2 separate regions of the Homo sapiens genome follow, and region 2 is linked to region 1. A link is a loop called in an ENCODE intact Hi-C map of the cell type or tissue named here. Cell type or tissue: B cell. All regions are shown on one strand.

The links. Peaks named below come from ENCODE experiments on the same cell type or tissue, not always from the same donor. Only the 100,000 strongest peaks of a DNase experiment are listed, where the experiment ranks them.
Region 2: a loop joins it to region 1, with 11 times the contacts of the local background. A loop is called at or near these places in 1 of 110 quality-filtered maps.

What each region holds. Positions count from the first base shown.
Region 1 is chr13:46,454,182-46,458,181 of GRCh38, forward strand. LINC01198 (long intergenic non-protein coding RNA 1198) reads right to left here. Exons shown (of 6, transcript NR_120426.1): 5 at 3,659-3,732; 6 at 1,022-1,330. It also overlaps the pseudogene LOC112268117. Among named protein-coding and RNA genes, the nearest start is that of LINC01198, 11 kb to the right of the region's middle. In B cell, CTCF peaks have their summits at 2,003 (motif pointing left) and 2,206; a DNase peak (open chromatin) is centred at 1,990.
Region 2 is chr13:46,368,440-46,372,439 of GRCh38, forward strand. RUBCNL (rubicon like autophagy enhancer) reads right to left here. Exons shown (of 15, transcript NM_025113.5): 3 at 3,502-4,000; 4 at 294-376. Among named protein-coding and RNA genes, the nearest start is that of RUBCNL, 17 kb to the right of the region's middle. In B cell, no CTCF peak of the experiment used is centred here; a DNase peak (open chromatin) is centred at 1,632; H3K4me3 peaks cover 2,706 bases; H3K27ac peaks cover 4,000 bases.

The DNA of each region.
Region 1 (4,000 bases):
TAACATGTCACCATTTATTCAAGCATTTTTGTATTGGCCAATATTTAGATTTTCTTCAATTTTTTAATATTATATAGAATACTGAAATAAATCTCTTTGGGCATATGTGTAATGAGAGTGTCTGTTTATGTACATATGTGCATTTCGGCTGCTCAGTATCTTAATCACCTTTATATGATTGAGAAACCTTTTATTTTGTGATTGTTGTTGCAATGCAGAGTTTGCCACCTACTATAGAAGCTGAAGATAACGGTAATCATTATCTCAGTCTCTGTTGCAGCTAGGGTATGCCCGATGACCTAAGCTCTACCAATTAGATTAACCCACTCCCCAGAATTTTAATTATGATATAATGATACATTTAAGCACTATAAAATTCTCACTGGTAGCAATAGCAGTAGTGGCAAGATCAAGTTACTGAAACAATAGTGACACCCATGTAAGTTATAGCAACTTATCTTTAATGGTGGTGAGCTTGGTTTCCTCACTGAATCAGTTCCCGGCTCCAGATTTTGGACATTATCCTTGACTGTATAGAAACTAATAGTCTTTTGATGAATTTTTGTTTGTTTGTTTACATTAGGCTTAAGCAAGGGAATTTTTTTTGCCTTGTTGTATTTTGTTTTAACTTTCATTTGCATTATGTGATTGCTCAGGTGGGTACACATTTTCCACGTGTATTAAAAAGTAATATTTCCTCTTTTATGACACTTTGGCTTCAATATTTTGCCCAATATCCCACTGGATTATTTTTTTTTCTTATTTATTTGTTGGAATTATACATGTATTCTAGATGCCAAACATTTACAAATGTTATAAACACTTATAAAATTTGACCACACCTTCTTTAAATTTGTGGTTTGTCTCTTGATACATAGTTACCATGTTCAGAAATATGGGAGAAACTCTGGAGATTTTGTATAGTGATTAAAATAACTTGGACTGTGGAGTTATTCATTCAAAAATATTTATTGAGTTTGTATCAATCTATATCCATAATGAGTAGAAACCACACAGTCGATTTAGACAGGAGAAATGTAATACAAAAGACTGGTAAACTTTGATAAAACAGTAACTCTAAAATACAAGAAAACTCTATATGGTACTCTGGAGCTGAGGGAGAGTATTCAATGAAGAAAAAATTTAGAAGGGGTATTTTCTCCACAAGACTAGAGTAGTTGAAAAAGGTGCAGTGGCAACCCACTCAACAGCACCGCGTTTCACTGCTTTGCTCAGGTCAGAGCTATTCGGCAACTGCTGGACGATAACAATGGCAGAAAGCAATTCTCCACGGCATAGGTTCCACACAGTTGAATCTCTTTCAGTGGATCTAGGTAAAAGGATATAGAAGGAGTGAGCCAATGACAAAGTCTTTTTTTTTTTTTTTTTTTTTTTGAGACGGGGTCTCACTCTGTCGCCCAAGACGGAGTGCAGTGGCGCGATCTCGGCTCACTGCAAGCTCCGCCTCCCGGATTCACGCCATTCTCCTGCCTCAGCCTCCAGAGTGGCTGGGACCACAGGCGCCCGCGACCACGCCCGGCTAAATTTTGTACTTTTAGTAGAGACGGGGTTTCACCGTGTTGGCCAGGATGGTCTCGATCTCCTGACCTCGTGATCCGCCCTCCTTGGCCTCCCAAAGTGCTGGGATTACAAGCGTGAGCCACCGCGCCTGGCTGCCAATGACAAGTTCTTTTTTTTTTTTTTTTAAATGACAAATTCTTAACTGCAAGCAGGCCACAGGCAAAAGTTAGCAAGGGCCCAGGTACACAGGTGGGCAGAGGGAATCAAAAAACCTGTGGAGGTATGAAGCCTGCAAATTGTGGTGTCCATGCTGAGAAGGCTGCAGGAAGCCAGCCCCAGCTGTAAGATTCCTGAGGGACCTCAGATTCTGAAGTATAGCACCTCTAGATGTTCTCACACTCACACCGCCCACTCACTGTAAGGAGCCAGGCACCATAGGAGAGCCCTTTCCTCTACAACATCTCTCCGGTGCCCTCTACTGAGAAGACTTGAATACTGTGCTCACTATGAGGAAGTAAATACAAGAGGAATTCCACACATTATGGCAGAGTGATTGCGGGGTAAATTTGGAGCTGAGAGTCAATACATTATTTATTGACAAATATGTGGCGTGCTGGCCAGCATAGTAGATGCTAAAATGTCACAGTAAAAATAAGAAATAAAATTATCTTCCCTATAGAAATTATACTTTTGTAGAAGATATATGATATTATCCAAAGAAATGATTAATAAAACAGTGAAGTTCTATGAAACAAAAATAGAGTGCTATAAAGTGTAATGACATTTATTGAGGTTCAAAGAAAGTCTCCTGAACGACAATCATATGTTTGGGGAATTAATACTTAAGATGTATACTGAATATGTGAATGAGGTATATTAATATTCCTATAAAGCTTGCATAGTAAACTGTGATAAATGTTTAGAGTTGGCAGTTACTGGCATGGCAGCTGATAACTGAAATTTAATAATAAATGAGATTGATGAAAGAGTAGAGAAAGATAAAAAGTCACATGAAGGCATCTTTTGATAAACACACCTGAAGAGTTTTAAACTGCTTGCAGGTCAATTAAGATGCAAATTAATATGTATTCAAAAGACAACATGTAAGTCATTCACGATCTCCATTAATATGGCTTGTGGGTGGCAGAATTCAGATTACAGTGAGTTAAACAAGTAATAATCTCATAGAACCAAAAGTAGAGATCATAACATAAATAACACATCGATTTTAATTTCCAACTCAAATTAAAAATTAGATTTCATATAAAAATTTGGATTATGGGTCCTTTTGAAAAATTGGAAACCTTATCAATCTTTCCCTAAACTGGCTTGAAAAAATATTCAACCGGGTTGCCGCCCCTCCTTGAGATTATAGGGTCCATACATTCTCTCTTTTTTTTTATTATTATACTTTAAGTTCTAGGGTATGTGCGCACAACGTGCAGGTTTGTTACATATGTATACATGTGCCATGTTGGTGTGCTGCACCCATTAACTCATCATTTACATTAGGTATATCTCCTAATGCTATCCTTCTCCCCTCCCCCCACCCCACGACAGGCCCCAATGTGTGATGTTCCCCTTCTGGTGTCCAAGGGTTCTCATTGTTCATTTCCCACCTATGAGTGAGAACATGCAGTGTTTGGTTTTTTGTCCCTGCGATAGTTTGCTGAGAATGATGATTTCCAGCTTCATCCATGTCCCTACAAAGGACATGAACTCATCCTTTTTTATGGCTGCATAGTATTCCATGGTGTATTTGTGCCACATTTTATGGACATTAGGGTCCATACATTCTGTATTTCATCACTGTCAGTATTGAACTGCATCACTTTTAATATTTCTACCTGGCCTTTCTAGCACTTGCACTCATAGACTCTGCAACATGCAGTTCTTTAAAGAAGATAATGTGGAAGAGAAAAATGTGGTGTCTGATAGTAAAAGAGGGTTATGGTTTTTGTTTTTTCTTCCCTTTTTTTTCTTCTCTTCCTTCTTTAAAGAAAGTCAATAACTGATTGCCGAAACCAAGGTGTATACTGGTTGATATAAATAAGCCCATACATAGAAAGAAATTATAGATAGAACTGAGAAAGTTGAACTCTATTTACGCCTATTTAATTACTGGAATAACACTTACCAAGCTACTTAAACTCTGGTGCTTAATGTCTTCACTTATACCGTGAGAATTAATACCCACTTCCTGAAGTTATCCTGCAGAATAAATGAAATCATGTTTCCAAAGCTTATCAATAGTTCATGACCAAGTAACTATTTAAAAGCACATAAAGGAGACACATTATTAATATAGTAATCAACATACCACAGTGGCTGAAAAAGAATTAAACTCAAAGCACTAAGTTAGTCATTACACAATCCCAGGCTGTTTCATTAGGCAGTTGATGGTAACACATGGGGAAAGCAAAGGGACATCAAGACAATAAATCAAATACATTCATGTGCTGCTAAACGACAGGGATAT
Region 2 (4,000 bases), 86 kb before region 1:
TTACTATAATCAACGGACAACTCAAATTGGATTTCTTGTTATACAAAACCTTAGGTTGGGGGAAGCCTAATGCCAGACATCATTCATCAATCACAGAAAACTTTCCAGCTGAGCACAGGCACGGCCTCGGAACCCTTCTTAGCTTAGTGTTTCTGGCAGTCTCCATCAATCAAATGCTGAAAGGAAACCTATTTGTAATGATTCATCAAATTGAAGTTTCCAGATTTAAATCAGAACAACACTATCTAAAGGATTAAGACTCTATGGTTAAAAAGAAAGAAGATAGCATTCACCTTTTCTACATCAACAGGCAGCACAAATACCTCTGGTGAGAAGGAATTCGAAGAAATGGTTCTTCTACTGACTTGAACAGCACCTGCCAATATAGCAAATTGTTAAAAATGGGGAAAAGGGAGTTTAAAGATTACCTAATAAAATAAAACAATTATAGGAAGTGGCTTTTAAATAATGTAAAAAAATAAGCACAATTCTAGAATAAATTCAGATGACAGGAAAAGAAAGATCTTTCCGATGGCAGGTCTTACAGATATTGCTTTAATGATGATCATTTCTAGGAGAGGCTGTTGGAGTAACTGGGAGGTATCCTCAGCCACCGGAGTGGAGGAGACCAATGAGGAAAAGAGGGTAGAAAGAGAATAGGGTCCTGGGAAATCCCAACAGGGGCTGGGGTAAAGTGAGAAGCCACAGTCCAAAAGCAGGGTCCTAAGGATTATGAGATCGCTTCTCTAGCTCATTGTGATTGATCTTAAACTTCCTTTCTTCTTCTTCTTTTGAGACAATATCTCGCTCTGTCACCCAGGCTAGAGTGCAGCGGCGTGATCACACTTTAGTGCGGCTTCAACCTCCTGGGCTCAAGCGATTCTTCTACCTCAGCCTCCCTAGCAGCTGAGATTACAGGTGCCACCATGACCAGCTGATTTTCTAAATTATTTTTGCAGAGATGGGGGTCTCATTAGCTTGCCCAGGCTGGTCTCAAATCACTGGGCTCAAGCTATCCTTCCACCTCAGCCTCTCAAAGCACTGAGATTACAGGCAGATTGAGCCACTGCACCCAGCCCTAAACCTCCTGTCTAGAGAAATAAAATCCATCCAAAAAAGGTCAGCATTGCTTCTCTAAGTTAGTCTTCTTCCAGTCAAAACCAACAAACTGCAGAAGGTACATTCTGCTGACACATCCATTCCTGCACCCTTAGCCACTCCATTACTGGCAATGACCACCATCAAAACAAACATTTTTTCTGTCATGTGATTTCTTACTGCAGCATTTAAAGCAAAAATTTCTGTGTCAAGAGCTGAGATGTCCCAACCTGCTAAATTAGAACAAAATGCTGCACATGGTGGTGACACAGCTCTCAGCATGATGGAGTTGCAAGCAGAGTCATTCAAATCCCTTGCTTCATGTTCAAGAAAGTAGTTGTTGCATGGAAAAATTTGGACTTCTTAGCTTCAGAAGCTATGGCTGGCAAACTTTTCCTGTAAACAGCTAGCTGGTATATATTGGAGGATCTGAGAGCCATACAGTATCTGTTTCAACCACTCTCTTCTGCCGCTGTAGTGAGAAAGCAGCTATAGACACAAGAGAAATTCATTTATAAAAACAGGAAGCTGGCAGGATTTGGTCCACAGGTCATAGTTTGCAGACTCTGAGTATAGAGGAAAGAGCACAGAGAAGAATCGGAACAGAGTGGATTCCAGTTCCAGCTGTCCGTTCACCAGCTGTGCCTCTGCATCAAAACGCTCTCAGCCCTTAAATTGGGATATTTATCAGGACACTAAGGAGATAAAGGAAGGTGAAAGTGCTTGTAAATGTGTAGTTCCTATGCCAACAAAATAAACTGTGGAATCCCTTCCTACAGCCTTAAGAAATGCTTACAGAGGCCGATAGTCTTTCCCTAAAGTATTTTCTGAAAAAAGAAAACCCTTTTGCCGCCATCTGAGATGCAGCGGTCATAGGAATGTCCACATCTTAGTGGCCAATGGCTGTTTTCCCTATTGCTGCCTCCGCACCAGAGAAAGAAAGAACCAGATCACTCAAGGCTTCTTTTTCTTAATCTTAAAGAATGAATCCCCTTACTGAGTTTAAGAGATATTCTCAAAACATTCCGTGAGTTGTTTCTAAAGGCACTGACAGGAGCTGTTGGGAGTCCTTGTCTTTGGGCAAAAGGGGCTGGGGTATCTGTTTTCTTTCTGAGTAAAAGAAAAAGCTAAAGGATAATTTTAAATTGTAGAACTACTTCCTGTACCATGATAGAATAAAAAGTTTCAGGCAAGGGTATGCTAGGCCCCAAAGATCATCTTCAGTTTATTATAACTTGTCATTATGGTGGTTCTCTGTTGGGGAGAGGGCTTTCCTCTATAAGACAATCTATTAAGACTAATCTCTCACTTAGCCACTACTAAATTTGCAAGTCACTCTTAATCCTTAGAACTATCCAAGCAAGTGAGCAAAAAAATAGGAAAAAAAAAAAAAAAAGGCCTGTAATCAGTCTTGTCATTTTGCTCAAACTTGGTCCTTATCTCAAAATTAACCATTGAAAGATTGTCCAAAATTTGTTCTTCTTAAGCAATGAATAAATGTGTTAAAGACTGTCATCATCTTTGATTGCTCAAACATTTCCAAAAGAACACATAAACTCCATATTTTAGGTAAGGGGGAAGATGAGCTCCTGCTAGTGAGAAATAAATATACAGAGAAATAGACAGGCAGGCAGCAGGCAGACTGATGACTTTTTAAATTGCTTTGAAAGAAAAAGCTTCATTGATTATTTATACTAGGGTTTGAATAGAAATGTAAATTAATAATGACAAGTGTGACTATAACAAATATTTTAAAATGAAATAAACATGTCACAGATTATAACAATAATAGCTAATTTATTGACTCTTGAGTAGTACTTCGCACGGATTATCCAATTTTTAGGAATTTTAGGGTCTTAGGAATATGTACATTACTTCATAGCAGTGAGAGCCCTTGTTTTAATAAAAAGGGGTTTTGTATAGTCTTCAGGGGAAACTGTAGTTATTGTTTAAAAATCTTACCATTTTCCTGTCAGATTCTATACAGGTAAATATAACAAGTGAAGTGACTTCACCACCTACTAGGTACTGGTGTGAAATGCAGACCCCGTGGCTGTCTGGAAACACCTCCAACCTCCACACTGACTTGAGAGTGCTTCCGATGCTCTCCCCTGTAGACAATTTAATGAGCTCTAAGTTCCTGAAGGCAGACGCCAGCTTAAAGATGGCACATGGCACTGATTATCAACTACATTAAGCTAAAAAGATAACAATTCTCTGCAGTCTAAGGAGAAAGCCAATATTTGATTTCACCTGTTGTGACCGCCCAGATGGCTGGGCTGCTGACAATATTAGATGAGGCAATGCATTGTCCCATGGGGAAGACAACAAGGCAGGCTTTAGAGCAAGGCGAAGCAAGGGTGTGAACAGAGAGGAATGAGGGAGGTCACCTACTAAAATTACCTTCATCAGCAGCAGATGTCAGATGGGAAGGCTCAAAAAAAGCACTGTCAGTCTCAGGATATGGGGAGGTGGCCAAAATCCCAGGGCTTGTGGGCAGAGACACCCGATGAGAGTATCCTGGGCGGACCATGTGTACCTCTGTTGAGGACAGAGAGAAGCTGCTACTCTTTTCACTCGAGCCATGGGGAGAAGCGCTGCCAACGGAGTCTGTGGTATCCTCAGACAACGTTGTCTCTGCCAGGGAGTCCCCGAGGCACGAAGGTGAAGGGCCTGAGGGAGAGGCAGCATCTGTCACAAAATGGGTCCCACTGTTCCCTGCTGCTGGCACCTGAGATTGCAAGTCCTGCGGCTGTTGCTGCACATCCTGGGGGTTAATCCAGACAGCTTTGTGCCTCATGAGCCTGATGTCTAATTGGCAAGGAGGATGGTCAGTGTTCAGGAGTCTGGGCGAACCATCAATAATGCCAGAGTGATCGCTGATCCCTTCCCAGGGCTCCAC